Linked DNA regions of Homo sapiens: region 1 is linked to region 2. A link is an interaction called in ENCODE POLR2A ChIA-PET data of the cell type or tissue named here. Cell type or tissue: PC-9. All regions are shown on one strand. Links, peaks and the distances in the headings refer to the core of each region. The heading gives the core; the rest is flanking DNA.

Region 1 (9,101 bases), core at 1,650-6,649, 200 kb before region 2:
TCGACGAGTTCGAGGCCCTGTAACAGCCAGGCCAGGACCAAGGGCAGAGGGGTGCTCATAGCGGGCGCTGCCAGCCCCGCCACGCTTGTGTCTTTAGTGCTCCAAGTCTAGGAACTCCCTCAGATCCCAGTTCCTTTAGAAAGCAGTTACCCAACAGAAACATTCTGGGCTGGGAACCAGGGAGGCGCCCTGGTTTGTTTTCCCCAGTTGTAATAGTGCCAAGCAGGCCTGATTCTCGCGATTATTCTCGAATCACCTCCTGTGTTGTGCTGGGAGCAGGACTGATTGAATTACGGAAAATGCCTGTAAAGTCTGAGTAAGAAACTTCATGCTGGCCTGTGTGATACAAGAGTCAGCATCATTAAAGGAAACGTGGCAGGACTTCCATCTGTGCCATACTTGTTCTGTATTCGAAATGAGCTCAAATTGATTTTTTAATTTCTATGAAGGATCCATCTTTGTATATTTACATGCTTAGAGGGGTGAAAATTATTTTGGAAATTGAGTCTGAAGCACTCTCGCACACACAGTGATTCCCTCCTCCCGTCACTCCACGCAGCTGGCAGAGAGCACAGTGATCACCAGCGTGAGTGGTGGAGGAGGACACTTGGATTTTTTTTTTTGTTTTTTTTTTTTTTGCTTAACAGTTTTAGAATACATTGTACTTATACACCTTATTAATGATCAGCTATATACTATTTATATACAAGTGATAATACAGATTTGTAACATTAGTTTTAAAAAGGGAAAGTTTTGTTCTGTATATTTTGTTACCTTTTACAGAATAAAAGAATTACATATGAAAAACCCTCTAAACCATGGCACTTGATGTGATGTGGCAGGAGGGCAGTGGTGGAGCTGGACCTGCCTGCTGCAGTCACGTGTAAACAGGATTATTATTAGTGTTTTATGCATGTAATGGACTATGCACACTTTTAATTTTGTCAGATTCACACATGCCACTATGAGCTTTCAGACTCCAGCTGTGAAGAGACTCTGTTTGCTTGTGTTTGTTTGTTTGCAGTCTCTCTCTGCCATGGCCTTGGCAGGCTGCTGGAAGGCAGCTTGTGGAGGCCGTTGGTTCCGCCCACTCATTCCTTCTCGTGCACTGCTTTCTCCTTCACAGCTAAGATGCCATGTGCAGGTGGATTCCATGCCGCAGACATGAAATAAAAGCTTTGCAAAGGCACGAAGCAGCACGGGTGTGTGCTTGTGTGTGGGGTGGGAGGGCTACCGCCGACTCGTCTGGGCTCTATGCTGTCCTCTGGCCAGGTTTCGTGAGGGGCCGTGGTGTCCCTGGGGGTACACTGGTAAGTTGGAGCTGACCAACCCAAGACATGGTGCTCCATGGGTCACCTAACCTCCTCGAGATGGTTTCCACAGGAGAGAAAGACTGCTCCAACACTCATCAGGCTCCTCTAAAATGCTCCTCATAGCCGGGCACAGTGGCTCACACCTGTAATCCCAGCACTTTGGGAGGCCGAGGTGGTCGGATCACGAGGTCAGGAGATCGAGACCATCCTGGCCAACATGGTGAAACCCCATCTTTACTAAAAATACGAAAATTAGCCTGGTGTGGTGGTGCATACCTATAATCCCAGCTACTTGGGAGGCTGGGGCAGGAGAATTGCTAGAACCCGGGAGGCGGAGCTTGCAGCAAGCCAAGATCGTGCCACTGCACTCCAGCCTGGTGACGGGGAGACTCCGTCTCAAAAAATAAAGTGCTTCTCACAGCGAAGCTGTGACTCCCCCCCCCGCCTTGAGACAGGGTCTTACTTTGGCCCAGGCTGGAGCACAGTTGCATGATCGGGGCTTACTGCAGCCTCAACCTCCTGGGCTCAATCCTCCCGGTTCAGCCTCCTGAGTAACTGGGACTACAGGTGTGTACCACCACACCTGGATAATTTTTTGGTTTTTTTGTAGACAGGGTATCTATGTTGCCTGGGCTGATCTCACACTTCTGAGCTCAAGCCATCCACTGCAGCCTCCCAAAGTTGCTGGGATTACAGGGGGGAGTTACCATGCCCACCAGCCGGCCTTTTACCTCATTTGATAAGCACTGGAGGACATGGGTAACAACGTTTATTAAAATCTGGCCATTTTCTACATCTCAAAGAGGAGATAACCCACCAGAGGCTTAGGTAACATAATTGTGTTTAACGTAAATATACACAGATACCAATAGGCGGTTAAGCCATGGGACAGGGCCGCAGATGGAGACTGCTCAAGGTCAAAGGGGTCTCCAGCTGGGACCCTGCACCTGGTTCGTAGCCCCTCTGCAGACGCACAGTGCCTCACGCCTGCTGCAACCTGGAACCTTGAGGCCTTCATGTCAGTGCAGGACAAGAGTCATGTCTGTCCATAGATTGGGGCTGGAAAGGACTTTCTGCCACTGGAGCTTCGATAGTGAGCATGCATCCCCGCCAACAGCTGTGTCTCCCTCTGTAAGAGAGGAAGACAATTTAGCCATGGTCGGGGAGGGCACCACTTCATCCCCTCTCATCCCTTTAAAAATGATGACCAGCCAGAAGTTTTTCACCTCAAGTCCACATTAAAAGGCCAACCACTGATGACAGACGCCGCCACCACCACTCCCACCCCAACAAAGCTGGTGTTGAGACTGGGATTCACGCAGGCATCCTCTGCTCTGCGAGGCTCTAACAGCCTGGAGTTCTGTAGTTTGAAAGTGAGGCGAGGACTCTGGTTTGGTGGGCTGGGTCTTCACCAAGGGAGTGGATAGTTGCACACCAGCATGGCTAGCTGGGTGGGGCCGTCTCAGACTGGGGGCTGGGCTTGCCCATGGGAAGGGATTCTTAGAGGAAGACAGTATGCTTTGGACAAAATATCTTTGAAAAGCAATGGAGCAGTGAAGCTTATTTCTCTTCAGTCACTGGTTCTCAGTTGGAGGTCCTTGGAGATGTGTGCAGGTGTTTTTGGTTGTCATCATGTCAGGGACACTGCTGGCAGCCAGAAGCAGTGCCAGGCACAGAACCTCACAGCAGAGGGCTGTCCACCTACCATGCCGGCGGTGCCCTGCCGAGCGGCTCTGGACAGCACTGCTGTTCTGACCACTTTTGATGAAGTACTTTCTGAATTGCCATTTGTTTAAGAAGATATTTTCATTTAAGAAAATAATCCTTTTATGATTGACGCCAGAAACAAAAGCAAATACTGTACCTAGCCCGTTTGGAGGCCTATAATTTTTGTTTCTTTAGCAGATCTAAATCTGATTTAAATTGTCAAAATACTTGGCTGTATTATGGCTCAGCTGTAGAGTAAAAACTAGACTTAGGCATTTCCAATTAAGGCAGGCTAGGCAATTTCAAAACCAGTTAAGTCACTGCCCTGGTGGAAGCATTTTCTTTGCACGGTACCCATTAGGATAATCACAAAGTATAAACGTTTGGGCTCAATGTCTCAGACTTACTTGAACCAAGTCTGGTTCCTCCAAGCAAGCGGTCGTTCATTCCAAAGAGGGCCTGATCCCAGACAGTTAACTCCAAGCTTGACTGCCTCAGCTGAGCTGGGGTTACGCCACTGAAGACAAATGAGTGTTTCCACTGGGGGCAAGCCTGCTTCCTCAGGACTGGCGACTTCAGTCTCAGTTTTTGTTGGTCTGGCAGAGTGAGACAGCTGAAGAGGGAACACAAACCCTGCAATCATTGCCATCCACACGGCCTTCTCTCCTGAGGCCTGTGCGTCAGTGCAGACGGGAAGCACTAAGAAAAGTGCCAAGTCCACAACATCCACACCCTCCCCAGTGAAGCAGGGTGGGAACCACAGGACTCGGCACATTTCCCTTAGGGCCGAATTCTGCATCAGGTATGAAGGGCGAGCTGCATGCTGAGGCCTCGTGGCCCTCATCTTAATCTTTCCTCCTTGGGGTGCCTCCCACCATGACTGCAGATACACGTTATCTCCTTTTAACCCTGTTCTCAGGAAAATCAACTCAGACAAGCTTGTCCAAGGCCATGCAGATAAGCAACAAGATTAGAACATAAGCTCAGTTCTCCTTTTTTTGAGACGGAGTTTTGTTCTGTCGCCCAGGCTGGAGTGAAGTGGCACCATCTCAGCTCACTGCAACCTCCTCCCCCCAAGTTCAAGGAAGACTCCTATCTCAGCCTCCAGAGCAGCTAGGATTATAGGTGCCCGCCACCACACCCAGCTAATTTTTGTATTTTTAGTAGAGATGGGGTTTCATCATGTTGGCCAGGCTAGTTTTGAACTCCTGACCTCAGGTGATCCACCTGCCTCAGCCTCCCAAAGTGCTGGGATTACAGGCACGAGCCACTGCGTCCAGCCTGAGTTCTATCTTGACCGTCATTTTTCCCTATGTCACTGACGGGGAGTTTGCAATTCAATGTAATAATGGTATTTGCCTTACTTTTAGAGGGGCCAATGCACCTATACTGAATGAGAATGAAATGTGGACAGTCATGCGTTTTACTGTTGGTCCAAGAGGAGATGTTAAGCTTAGGAAATATTTACTGACCACACCACATTTTCATGCTTGATTTCAAAACTGGCTTCCTGATATCACAGAACTGAGAAGATTAGGGTTTCGAGTACTCCAGCATGTACACATCCCGTGAATTTTTGGAAATCAGGGTCTTTAATATGTGTTGTTAGATTTTCATAGGAAAGCTAAAATAAGACGTTTTAAGTGGCTTACGTTTTTTAGTGTTCGCTGCAGGTTCTGGGCCATGTTGTGATGTATACTAGATCACCAATAAATATTTGATTACATCGAATACCTACCCCTTAACAAATGAGTTCAAGGTGCCATCTGGCCGCACAGGTAAATTCTTGGCTCCTAGCACTACCAAACAAAGTTGACCATGAAGTGATGGCTGATCTGTCCCTGGAAGGAAAGCCAGTATTCACTGTCAAACCATGTCTCCTGATACGTTAGTATGCAGTACCACCACCCCAAAACCGAGAGCTCAGCTAGAGAATCTGCTACAGCCCTCAGACCCCGAGAGAGCAGATGGGAGTGGTGCAGTGGGCTCTGCTGGCCCTGCCCACAGGCTGTGGCGCTGCCCACACCGTGCCGCTCTGTGGTCAGGTGGAGGACAGGATGGAGGGATTACTAAGATCCTAGAAAAGAGTAAAGAGGAACGCAAGGAGAGGGAAGATGCCGAAGTTTGAGTCTAGTTGTAGCCAGAAGTTTGGGGGAAAGTGAGAGCCCCGAGACCCTGTCTAGGAGGTTGGGATGGCCATGGGGCACTTGCTGCTGGTCTGCTGGTGACCCCGTGAACTTGGGTAGCAGAATTTCCTCTTCTAGCCAAATAGGGAGTCAGCAAAATACACAACAGAAATGTGCATTCTGGGCCGGGCGTGGTGGCTCACGCCTGTAATCCCAGCACTTTGGGAGGCCAAGGTGGGCGGATCATGAGGTCAGGAGATCGAGACCATCCTGGCTAACATGGTGAAACCCTGTCTCTACTTAAAGAAAAAAAACAAAAAATTAGCCGGGCATGGTGGCAGGTGCCTGTAGTCCCAGGTACTCGGGAGGCTGAGGCAGGAGAATGGCATGAATCAGGGAGGCGAAGCTTGCAGTGAGCCAAGATCGGGCCACTGCACTCCAGCCTGGGTGACAGAGCAAAACTCTGTCTCAAAAAAAAAAAAAAAAAAAGAAATGTGCATTCTCCCAGTCCTCCTTCCCCGCCCTCCTCCTCCTCCACCCTCCTGCTTTCCACACGCCCCACGTTATTGAAGGAGTAAAATCTCCATAGGGTCCCTGAGGACCCTCCCTCCTGACCTACTTCTTTTGCTGGGCAGCAGCTACCCACATGCCTGGGGGCGGGGATTTATCTCGTCTGAGCCCTGCAGGTACCAGTGCTCTTGGCTCCACATTGTCATGGAGCCTCTGCTCTTCAGGAGGGGCCACGGTTTCCCCAGAGACCATCCAATCTGCCCCTGGGAGGAAGGCCTAGGGCAGTGTCCTTAGAGGAGCGTAGAGAGGGCATCAGAGGCCTTGTCTGCTTCTGGTCACCCGTTTCCCCCACTACGGGCTCCAGAGAACCTCTCCCGGGCTCGCTGCATGGCTCAGAAAGAAGAGCTGCTGGAGCTGGGCACGGGGACGTAGAAAGGAAATGCTAGAAAACTTTCACCCCACCTCAGTCTGCCTGCAGCACCAGGCTCTGCAGACAATGACACAGACAATGTCCAGGGAGCTGGAGGCCACTGACCTTCTTGAGCCTCTTGGAGTTTTCTGGGCCGTGAAGGGAGAACCAGCTTAGCCCGGACTGTGAGCTCTCCATTACTCTGAGGAACGCTGTCTTCGTATTTCTCCGCCTGGGGACAAGAGGCAGAGCTTAGGGACAGGATTCCCCAAGTCCCAAGAACCTTCTGGGTTCCTCTGGTTGTCTCAGCTTCGTCCACAGATGCTTCCCCCTGGCCCCTGCAAGGCCCTGGGTGGAGCAGGTGTGTCCGTGGCAGGACTGGTCTTCCTTCCATCTATGGTTTCACTCCCACCCTCCCCAACCCCAGCATGGGGAGGAACAGCTTGGCCACCCCAGCGAACCAGAGCCAGATGAGCCTGAGGAAGTGAAGGGACTCAAGGGCACTGCACACTCCCTAAGACATTTCTACGAAAACCCAGACACAGCCTGAGTTTGAAAAACAGAAATGAACTCAAGCCTCCACCCCATCCACCCCACCCAGGTCAGTAGAGATTCACGCTGCCCTTCCATGCCAAGGACTGGCACAGACACTGGGGACAGCATGGGGTGTAGTCTCTGTCCAGAGCCACAGGGGGTGGCCCCTCAGGGTGTGGTGAGTCTGAGGACACCTCCCTGCCCACCGAGGCACTTCTGTCATGAGTGGTTTTACCAGAAAGTGAGTGAAGAGAGGGCCGGGAAAGAGATGAGCCTGAAATCCACACCATCCTTCTCCCAGTGGGGTGGGAGGAGAGTATTGGGAAGAGTCTAGAGCAGGGTGTGTCCAGTCTTTTGGCTTCCCTGGGCCACACTGGAAGAATTGTCTTGGGCCACACATAAAATACACTAACAACAGCTGATGAGCTTAAAAAAAAAATCACAAAAAAACTCATGTTTTAAGAAAGTTTATGAATTTGTGTTGGGTTGCATTCAATGCCATCCTGAGGCCAAGCATGGTGACTCATGCCTGTAATCCCAGCACTTTGGGAGGCCAAGGTGGGATCACCTGAGGTCAGGAGTTCGAGACCAGCCTGGCCAACATGGTGAAACCCCATGTCTACCAAAAATACAAAAAAATTAGCCAGGTGTGGTGACGGGCGCCTATAATCCCAGCTACTAGGGAGGCTGAGGCAGAGAATCACTTGAACCCAGGGGACAGAGGTTGCAGTGAGCCAAGATCACGCCACTTCACTCCAGCCTGGACGACAGAGCAAAACTCCGTCTCAAAATAAACAACAACAACCAAAAAACAGAGCCGTCCCGGGCTGCAGGTTGGACAAGTTTGGTCTTGACACATCCGGTCCACCATGGCTCCTGCCAGCACTGAGAAGCAGCCCTCTCAGTTACCCTCAGAGGCCTCAGGACTCCTGGGAGCCCGCGTGGGCCAGCCCGTCTTCCTGGCCCTCGGGTGCCAAATGAGGTATGGCTGCCTCCAGCCTCAGCGGCCAGAAACCGAGGCGGAACAGAGCCCAGGGGCGGGTCTGTGGGCGGACTCCCCACCCTACTGGCTTTAGGAGGGATGCCTTGCAGCTCTGTGCCACCTGCAGCTCTGTGCCACCTGCAGCTCTGTGCCACCTGCTCCTCACCCACTTGCCAGAGCAGGCTCAGTCTGATGAGGCCTGGTGGCCGCCTGTCCTATGCCAAGCCCTGTGCTTGTTCCAGGCCTTGTCTTCGAGCTGATGACAGAGGTGTGGGAGAGGCAGGGTGCACGGGGGATTCAGCCTCGGACAGAAGGAGTTCAGGCTGGAAACTCAGGGCGTCCCGGAGGAGCCAATGCTGTTCTGAGAGATGACAGAGCGGGGGTGAGAGGAAGGCACGGAAGGCATGGAAGCCAGATGCTTCACCCACCCGCAACGTGGCTGGGGCAGGAGCAAAGGGACACTGAGGCTAAAGATCAGGCCGAGATGGCAGGCGTCCTGAGCTCCGGGTCCTGGAAGGGAGGCCACTTCTGGTAGGGGTAATCAGGAATGGCTTCCTGGAGGAGGTGGGTTTTGGGTCGTCTTGGGCTGACCTTGGATAGGGGATGCATTCCAGGTAGGCACTGGGAAGGGGAGGTCTAAGCCCGGACTCTAGCTTGGGGGAGTCAGCACAGGCAGTGGGAGAGTGGGCATTGCCTGGAGGAGCAGGGAGGGGGCAGGTGGCTCACCAGGAGGCCTCAGCTGAAACCTGAGAAGCTTCCAGGCAGAGATAATGCGAATCCCAGCTGCGCTGGCTCCGGAGAGGAAAAGAAGCCAGATGGCCCTTGTGCCTTATGTCCAGGTCGGAGCAGAAGGCTGGGCCTGCCGTGGGCCCTTGGCTGAGGGGAGTAGTCCATCCCGCTGGGTTTTTTTTTTTTTTTTGAGACAGAGTCTCGCTCTGTTGCCAGGCTGAAGTGCAGTGGTGCAATCTCGACTCATTGCAACCTCTGCCTCCCAGGTTCAAGTGATTCTTCTGCCTCAGCCTCCAGAGCAGCTGGGACTACAGGCGTGCACCACCACACCCAGCTAATTTTTGTATTTTTAGAGAGACGGGGTTTCACTGTGTTAGCCAGGATGGTCTCAATCTCCTGACCTTGTGATCTGCCCGCCTCGGCCTCCCAAAGTGCTGGGATTACAGTCAAGAGCCACCGTGTCCAGGCTCCCCACTGGGGTTTTTAAAGAGATGGCAGAAGCCCACGTTTTTCATCCCTCGTGGTCTCACATGAACTCTCTCCCAGTCCGGGATCTGGACACAGCAAAGTACAAAGCAGCGTCTCCGAGAAATGCTAACCTCTCTCCCAGGCCTCTCCTCCTACCTGCATAGCCTGGGGGACACGGATCCTAAATGGAGTCCATCAGCTCCTCTGACCCACCCCCAGCCCACGTGCTATCTATCTCCCGCCGTGCAATTCCAAACCAGGAGCTGGAGCCCCACATCCTAGCCAGGGCGGCCTCTGCCTTCCTCACAGCATCGGGTCCAGCC
Region 2 (9,101 bases), core at 1,681-6,680:
AAGCCCTGCAAAGTGTGAAGGCTGGCCCAGGAAGAAGTGTCTCCTCTGACCTTCCGCAGTTAACCCAGGTGTCAAGTCTATTCCTTAGTTTAAGCATGGTGTGTTTAATACGTTATTAACACTGCAGATGGCCGGGCGCGGTGGCTCATGCCTATAATCCCAGCACTTTGGGAGGCCAAGGCGGGCGGATCACGAGGTCAGGAGATTGAGACCATCCTGGCCAACACGATGAAACCCCGTCTCTACTAAAAATACAAAAATTAGCAGCCAGGCGTGGTGGCTCAGGCCTGTAATCTCAGCACTTTGGGAGGCCAAGGCGGGCAGATCACAAGGCCAAGGCGGGCAGATCACGCCTATAATCCCAGCACTTTGGGAGGCCAAGGTGGGCGGATCACAAGGTCAGGAGATCGAGACCATCCTGCTAACACGGTGAAACCCCGTCTTTACTAAAAAACACAAAAAATTAGCCGGGCGCGGTGGCGGGTGCCTGCAGTCCCAGCTACTTGGGAGGCTGAGGCGGGAGAATGGCACGAACCCGGGAGGCGGAGCTTGCAGTGAGCCAAGATGGCACCACTGCACTTCAGCCTGGGCAACAGAACGAGACTCCATCTCAAAAAAATTAATTAATTAATTAATTTTTTAAAAAATTAGCTGGGTGTGGTGGCACATGCCTGTAATCTCAGCTGTTCAGGAGGCTGAAGCAGGAGAATCGCTTGAACCAGGGAGTTGGAGGTTGCAGTGAGCCGAGATCACACCACTGCACTCCAGCCAGGTGACAGAGCGAGACTCCATCTCAAAAAAAAAAACCAACCTAACAAACAAACAAAATACTGCAGAATGGAAGATTCCTACAGCTGCTCAGGGCCTTTTCAGTTAAAAAAAAAATGACACAAAGCTAAATGGACTAGATGGTGGGGAAATGCAAATAAAGCCTTTAGTTCAGTTAACAGTACTGCACCAAGGTCAACGTCTTCATTTTGATAAATGCGCCAGGTTATGTGAAGTGCCCCCCTGAGGGGAAGCCACAGGGCTTGCCCAGAGGAGTTGGTGTAGGTTGGAGCCTGCAGCGCTGTCTCAGAGCTACCTCTGCAGAGTGTGGGTGCAGAGGGCAGGGCTGCAGCATCTTGGGCACGTATACTGACTCCAGACCTGTTTCCCCACCTGTGAATTGAAGAAGAGTGTACGGGGCCGGGCGCAGTGGCTCATGCCTGTAATCCCAGCACTTTGGGAGGCCAAGGCGGGCGGATCACGAGGTCAGGAGATCGAGACCATCCTGGCTGACACGGTGAAACCCTGTCTCTACTGAAACTACAAAAAAAAAAAAAAATTAGCCAGGCTTTGTGGCGGGCACCTGTAGTCCCAGCTACTCGGGAGGCCGAGGCAGGAGAACGGTGTGAACCCGGGAGGCAGAGCTTGCATTGAGCTGAGATTGCACCACTGCACCCCAGCCTGGGCGACAGAGCAAGACTCCATCTCAAAAAAAAAAAAAAAAAGTGTACGGAAACACTCTGCTATCTCTGGCCCTCTGCTGTAAAGCTCAAGTAGCTTTTAAACAATGACACTGCTATTTCTGAGTTCCTCCACTACAACGTTCTCGGAGGTCCCGTCCCCCGGGGCAGCCACAGTCCCAAGACTATGGAGCTCCGAGAACTACCCAAGCAGAGGCTAAAAGCACAAGAGAAATTACTTGGAAGCAGAGAAAACCAGAATAACTATATTTTAAATCTTGATTTCAAAAACACATTATTGACCCCCTACTAGCACAGTTATTTAGCAAATGAGAAGGAACGTTGCAAAAAGAGGCCTTAAGAAAGGGCATGAGAGGCTGGGTGCGGTGGCTCACGCCTGCAATCCCAGAAAGGGCATGGGAGGCCGAGGCAGGCAGATCACCTGAGGTCAGGAATTCGGGACCAGCCTTGGCCAACATGGTGAAACCCCATCTCTACAAAAATACAAAACTTAGCCAGGTGTGATGGCACATGCCTATAATCCCAGCTACTTGGGAGGCTGAAGCAGGAGAATCGCTTGAACCCGGGAGGTGGAGGTTGCAGTGAGCCTAGACCATGCCACTGTACTCCAGCCTGGGCGACAGAGCAAGACCCTGTCTCAATTTAAAAAAAAAAAAAAAAGAGAAAGGGCATGAGGGCACAACCCGCCCCAGGCACCTGCCAGTCTCTCTCAGAAGGCTCAATAAAATCCATTGTCTCCCCTTCCCGAAAACTTCTACTTAAGTCCAACTTATTAGAAATTTTCCTGGTTTAACAATCAAGTCATCCAACTCAAAGGAAAAAAGACAGAGAAAACAACATAATCTGTCTTCTTAAGCAAGTGTAAGCTGGGTATAACCGCCTGTGCTGCAACAGGCTCGTGGGTGAGAGGGTGGGCGCCAGGCCCTGGCTTCCGCTGTCTTCATTTTCCTGACAAGCAGGCATCCTCACTGGAGGGCCTAGGGTCCTGGGACCCTCTGCAGCCTGCAGGGCTATCATGGGCCAAGGCAGCACCCAGGACAGGATAATTCTGCGTGATGATCAATGCCTTCCCCTCTGCGACTCTTTCCGCTCTCGACTTCCAATCTAAAAGTTCTGAAACAGCCCAGCATGGCTCATGCCTGTAGTCCCAGCAGCTCTGGAGGCTGAGGGGGGAGGATCGTTTGAGCTCAGAAATTTGAAGCTACAGTGAGCTAAGACTGCACCACTGCACTCAGCCTGGGTAACAGGGCGAGACCCTGTCACTAAAAAATTAAAATAAAAAAGATTTGAGCCAAAAAACCACAGACTTCAGAAACCTCAGAAACAAGACCCCGTTTCAGATCAATCATAGCTCTAAAACTGTTGCTCATGGGCAAAACAACAAAACATTGAGAAGCCAAGGTAAAGATGGGAGAGGGGAGGTGTCTTTGCCAGAACTAACCTAGCCCCCTGCTGTGAGACCAGCTCAGTGACCACAGCGGCTGGAGTCCCCAGTCGCTTCAGAACACGGCTCCTGTTCTGCAACAGAAACCCACTGGCAGCTCTGCCTCCTGCTGAAAATGCTCACAGGTCTCTAACACCATGCCAACCTAGACCAGTGACCGAGTAAGTCTCAGTGACCAAGAGAGCCCATGGCCCTCTCTGATCAGTCCCCCAAGGGAGGATATTTCTAAACACATAGAGGCAAGTCTGTGATGCAGAAAATATGCACAGCCTACGAACAGGAGAGGGTCCCTGGGGGTCCCTGACCCCAGGCCTTCCCTCTCCTCATCTCTGTCGTCCCCGTGTGCTTCCTGAAACCTCTAGTCCTAGACTCCTGCCACCCCTCGCACCAGTCCTCCAACACCAGCTCATCTCCTGCTGCTTCTCTCTCCGTCCTTCCTGCCTTCAGGAGCCATCCTCCCTGCCCACCCTACCCCACTCTGAAGCAGCGCTGCCCAACACGTTTTCACCTAGAAGCCCTACAGTACTTCAAGGTCAAAAGGTTTCAAACTGAGCTAAAAAACAAAATAACATTACTGAAAAGCCCGCTTCCACTGCCCACTTCCTGCCTCCACCCTTTCTCCATTCTCGTACCCTGAAACCTGGCACCATCTCAGATGCCCTTCTCTCGCTCCTTCCACACTTTCAGCCAGCCAGGAAGAGCTGAGTCCTTGCTCCCCAGTTCCTCTTCATCCCCAGCACGCCAGTCCCACTGTTCAGGCCCCAAAAACTCCTGCCAGCTGCTGCCATCACCTCCAAACGCACCTTCCTTTGTGCCATTACAGCACTTTAACAGCCTCGCCCTGCTCAGGAAGCGTACAGTGCCCCGCAGCCAACTCCATCAAGTTTAGACAGGCCTTTCAAAGTCCCCGAGATCCTTCCCCACAATCCCTCTCCAGCCTTCCTGCCACCCTGCACATATCCTATGTGAATTATACGCACTCCCTCCGTCATCACAGCCCTGAGATAGGTACTACTGCAACCCCTTTCAGATGAGAAAGCTCAGACTCAGGAAGGTTCCATTACTTGCCCTAGATCACAAGGCTGCTAAGTGCAACACTGAAACCCGCGCATCCAACTCCAGAGCTTCAATTCTATGATGCTGCCCAATAGGGTCAAGCCAGACTCCAGGCTGGCCCACTCACACAGCGCTCTGCTGATCTAAGATGCTCTCTCTTCTCCCAGCAAAGCTACCTCAATCCCACCCAGCATCCAGGGTTCAGCTGTGTCCCACCTTCTCCCTGAAGTGTTCCCTCACCCTCCATCTCTCACGGCTGCCCACAGTTGAAACCATTACAACAGATGCAGTCTGCACTACACAGCAGAGTGCCTGACGGCGAACGGCTTGGCACGTGGGAGGCATACAAAATCATCTACCAAACTCAACTTCCACTCGTTATTCCAAAAGCGTTTGTGTTGTTCCCTCAAGTTGGTGGAGAGATGCTAGGCAAGGGGCTCCATGCTTCCCCACCTGCCCAGCCGGGTCAGCATGCCAGCTGAGGAAGTCCTCGGCCCAGCTACCCAGGCCAGGAAGACTTCCTAGAAAACCCCTGCCGGCTCTCAACACTGCCTCTTCTTCTTGCTGGGGCCACATGTCAGTTTCCCCTCCTGGCCCATGCAGCTTTTCACAAGAGGCATCTAATACACTCGCAAATTCTGGCCTGCCTAGAGCCGCGGGGCCCTTGGAAGATCTGTCAAAGGCAAGGAAATAAACTGTCCCCTGAAGGTCCCCTTGACTCTTTGGGCCCTTTCTAAATTAATCTCACTTTCACAGGTGCTTTAAAATATCACAGATGTGTTTCCTAGAAAAACTAAACACACCTTTACTGGAATGCCTATCCCCAAAATGGCATCCATAATGCAAATCACCGTGAGCCAGGTCTCCCCTCATTATTCATCTTTTCTTTCCCAAAAGACTGCTTCCAAGCAAGGTGAGGTTTGTGGAGTGTCTAATCCAAATGAGACAGGAGCTGGAAAACTTCCGTCGGTCTCTCCACAGCCTCATCATCACCTCCCTCAACTCCTCACCATCACCTCCCTCACCGTATCACTTCCCTCACCCCATCACCTCCCTCAACTCTTCACCATCATCTCCTTCACCCCATCACCTCCCTCACCCCATCACCTCCCTCATGAGCTCACCATCACCTCCCTCACCGTATCACCTCCCTCCACCCCATCACCTCCCTCAACTCCTCACCATCACCTCCCTCACCGTATCACCTCCCTCCACCCCATCACCTCCCTCAACTCCTCACCATCATCTCCTTCACCCCATCACCTCCCTCAGGAGCTCACCATCACCTCCCTCACCATCACCTCCCTCATCAACTCCTCGCCATCATCTTCCTCACCCCATCACCTCCCTCACCATCATCATCCTGGGACACACTGCTCTCTGTCCCCTCCCCTTCTCTACTCTCACTCCCTTGGTAATCTCATCCTGTCTCGGGCTTGCGAGAGGATGCAGGTATGAACAATGGCCTGCTCTAGACCTCAGCCCAGTCCTCTCCCCTCAACTCCAGACCCCTACTCAACCACTTGGCATGCCCGTTTGGCTATCAAGCAGGTACCTCACACATGACCTGCCTCACACCAAACCCCTGGTCCTGTGCCTGTGGCCTGGCCCATCTCAGGACACAACAACTCCAACCGTCCAGGTACACAAGCCAGGAGACTGGGAAGAATCTATTTAGATTCACCTCAGATATTCTACTAAATCCAAAGTTCTCCACCAGTACACACACCCCAGAAATAAAACAAAATTTAGAAGGAAACGCAACATACAAAGTCACATAGGCATAGAAAACCTCCTGTCTCGAGGTGCCGGGAACTGTCCTTTCAGAACGCAAGACAGCAGGCATCCCTGCTGTGGGGCACTGCCCATCCTGCGGCCACTGACAGGTCACTCCACCCCCGCCCCCACCGCGAGGCTCTGTGGGGGAAAGCAACTGTCCACTCGCCCGCAGGACACGCTGCACCAGTTTTCAGGATTTCATTGCAGGGGCTCCACTGTGGATCCACACCACACCCTCCCCACACCTGCAGCTCCCCTCCCACCCCCAGAGGCCAGCACTGAGCCTCAGGAATGGTGCAGGTCCAGTAACTTTCGATGCCTCTCATTTTTACTAACTCACTCTTCCCTGTTTTTTTCTGTTTTCCTCCATGTTCTCCTATTTTCCCTGCAATGGTAAATGGTAAGCGAACCACTGAATTGCAACATTGAACTTTCTCCCCCCAGCGTTGTCTCTTCCTGCTGTCTGTGGCTCTGGCTTTGGCCCTCTGCTTCTGTAGCTGGGGCACAGCAGTTCCTGGCAGCCCCATCCAGAAAACCTTCTCCCTGGGACCTGGTCCTTGAGGCCACAATGCTTGCTCAGGCCTGGCCAGCTGTAAAGCCATGTCCCCACTAGATGCACTGAGCACCTCGGGACCACGGCACCAACACAACTTTGCCCACTAAGTGCCTACCCCTCCCACATAGGGCTCACGAGGGGTTCAGAAAGCAGGGCCAGGAGGGCACGGCAGGGGAGGCGAGCAGTCCGCAAGCACTCAGCTGCCCTAGGACTGCTGCACAGAACCACAAAACAGATACAATCCGGGTAAGCAGAGGTCGTGAGAACACCTCAAATTGCTGTCCTGCAGCGAGAGGGACAGAGATGTGAGGGAAGCCAGCACCAGCATTCCCACTTCTACAGAACCCAGCAACACCAGCATCCGCAGCAGGGGCCCAAGGGGTGTGAGAGACACCTTCATCTCGGTCTCCGCAAACCACCACGACGGTAGGCGGGTAAGACCGAGAACTTCTGGTACTACACATCCTGCTGCTTGTTCAACTCATGCCGGCATCTCCCACATGAGAATTGACAAATTAGGATCTGAGCAGTAGTCGGGGACTTTAAATCTCCCAGCCCATTCTCACACTGTTGTTTTTATTTTTCCAATCTGTATAAAAATAATCTCTTCTCCTTTGGCCCAAAATGCCGGCCTGTTGCCTGACAGCCTGGCTCCCCACTTCCTGACCACATGACAGCAGGCAAGTAAACAGTTCCCCAGACCCTCAGTTTCCTCATCTGCAAAATGGAGAGAGGCAGAAGATTCATCTCACAGAGTTGCTGGCAGGTGCGGGTGGAATCATAAACATAGTGGTCAGAACAGCGTGGCAAGAACTCAGCCAGGCTAGCTATTAGAAACGATGGCTGTGCTTTTTCTCCTCTACTTTTTCTGTTTGAAAGCATTTTGGATTTCATTCTAACAACATCTTCAAAGACCCCACTGTATGAAGTCTCCCCTCCAGCTGGCTGCCGCAGAGGTGGGAGCTGGCATTTCCTGAGCACCTATTTGGTACCAGGCTGGGAGCTTCCCTGTAAGACAGGCACATCGGCCCATTTCACAGGTGGGAAAACACAGGCTGGGGTGAGAGGATGCAGGCCCACTGAGGCCCCAGGCAGCAGGGTGTGGAGGTGGGACTGGAACCCACAAATGCACACCCAGAATGTGGAGGTCGGGGCAGAAAGAAGGCCCACCACTCCCTCACATTCACTGTTTGGCCCCTCACTAAAATCTTTCCTTTTCAAGTAACCTACCAGCTAATGGGTTTTGAAAAGAAACTTCTCAAAGGGAGCAGGATAGGAACTCTAAAATTTCAATCAGCCAACTTGGGTATAAGTCATTTCTCTAGCTATTCAAGAGTTAAGTACAAGCCAGGCGCAGTGGCTCATGCCTGTAATCCCAGCACTTTCGGAAGCCGAGGTAGGTGCATCACCTGAGGTCAGGAGTTCAAGACCAGCCTGGCCAACATGGCAAAACCGTGTCCCTACTAAAAATACAAAAATTAGGTGTGGTGGCGCGCACCTGTAGTTCCAGCTTCTTGGGAGGCTGAGGCAGGAGAATTGCTTGAACCTGGGAGGCAAAGGTTGCAGTGAGCTGAGATCGCACCATTGCACTCCAGCCTGAGCAACAGAGTTCGCAAAGCTATTATGTGAACATTCAAGGCCTAACCACCTCAAAACACAATTTAATAAACAATGGTCTAAGCTACCCAAGGACTGGTGAGTTCATGTGTATCCTTTCCAGATTGCAAGCCCAGTGACTCACACGCAGGAGCATGTTGGTCAGTTCAGCAAATATCCTACCCAGGCCACAGGGAACAAGGAAGTAGGTCAAACGCTGGCCAGTGAGCCCCATTTCAGCACAAGCAGTGCTGGCCCTAGCAGGAGGCTCCAGGCAGTGCAGCCTGGTGGTTAGGAACCTGGGCTGGGGGCCAGCTGCCTGGACCTATCCACTGCAGGGTAACCTGGGGCAGTTACTCTACCTCTCAAGAACCCCAGTTCCTGGCCAAGCGTGGTGGCTCACACCTATAGTCCCAGCACTTTGGGAGGCTGAGGCAGGTAGATCACCTGAGGTCAGGAGTTCGAGACCAGCCTGGCCAACATGGTGAAACCCTGACTCTACTAAAAATACAAAAATTAGCCGGGCATGGTGGCACTTGCCTGTAAGCCCAGCTACTCAGGAGGCTGAGGCAGGAGAATCGCTTGAACCCGGGAGGCAGAGGTTGCAGTGAGCCGAGATCGCACCACTGCTCTCCAGCCTGGGTGACAGAGCGAGACTCTGTCTCAAAATACAAACAAACAAAACATCCCGTTTCTGAAAATTCAGGAAACTAGGGAACCCACCACCTAGCAATGCTGTGGCAATTAAATCCGTTGTGACGTGAAAACCCTTGCCAAGTAACCATGAACTGTCAGCTGTTATTGAGAGGAGCAGAGTACAGCAGTCAGGAGTGTGGGCTCTAGAGCCAGGTGGCCCAGGGTTTGGGCTCAGCTCTAAAGCCTTGAAAAACTCACTTGTCTTTTTCATACCTCAGTTTCCTCATCTGCAAAATGGGGAAAAGAGAAACTTCCTCACGAAAGGTGATAGTGAGGATTCCACGAAACAATGGATGTAAGGTGCTTACGACGGCACTTGCTACATGGTGAACACTCACAGTTATCTTTTACTATTTCTAGAGATCATTTTGGTCAGAACAAAAAACCATTCCATGAGACAAAGTCCTAAATAATTAAATGATTGCAGGAATAGGATACTGACCCAAGCCTGGTGTGCCCTCAAAAGCACTGGGAGACTCAGGAGGCCCAGGACCCTGAAACCACA

What was found. ChIA-PET counts read pairs that join two places held together with the same protein. Peaks named below come from ENCODE experiments on the same cell type or tissue, not always from the same donor. Only the 100,000 strongest peaks of a DNase experiment are listed, where the experiment ranks them.
Region 1: POLR2A ChIA-PET joins it to region 2 with 10 read pairs; 1 of 35 experiments calls an interaction of 5 or more read pairs at or near these places.

Annotation. Positions count from the first base shown.
Region 1 is chr6:158,757,836-158,766,936 of GRCh38, reverse strand. SYTL3 (synaptotagmin like 3) reads right to left here. Exons shown (of 18, transcript NM_001242394.2): 15 at 6,192-6,297; 16 at 4,759-4,861; 17 at 3,428-3,633; 18 at 2,066-2,442. The coding sequence ends at 2,333. It overlaps MIR3918 (microRNA 3918), which reads left to right and starts at 2,184; the gene lies at 2,184-2,276. It overlaps EZR (ezrin), which reads left to right. Exons shown (of 14, transcript NM_001111077.2): 14 at 1-1,189. The coding sequence ends at 23. RefSeq lists a silencer at 3,786-4,080 and an enhancer at 7,219-7,894. In PC-9, for the core only: a CTCF peak has its summit at 3,477; DNase peaks (open chromatin) are centred at 2,826, 3,467, 3,785, 6,246 and 2 weaker places; H3K27ac peaks cover 4,862 bases.
Region 2 is chr6:158,562,626-158,571,726 of GRCh38, reverse strand. All of the region lies in intron 1 of TMEM181 (transmembrane protein 181), which reads right to left. Among named protein-coding and RNA genes, the nearest start is that of TMEM181, 7.1 kb to the right of the region's middle. In PC-9, for the core only: no CTCF peak of the experiment used is centred there; no DNase peak of the experiment used is centred there; H3K27ac peaks cover 456 bases.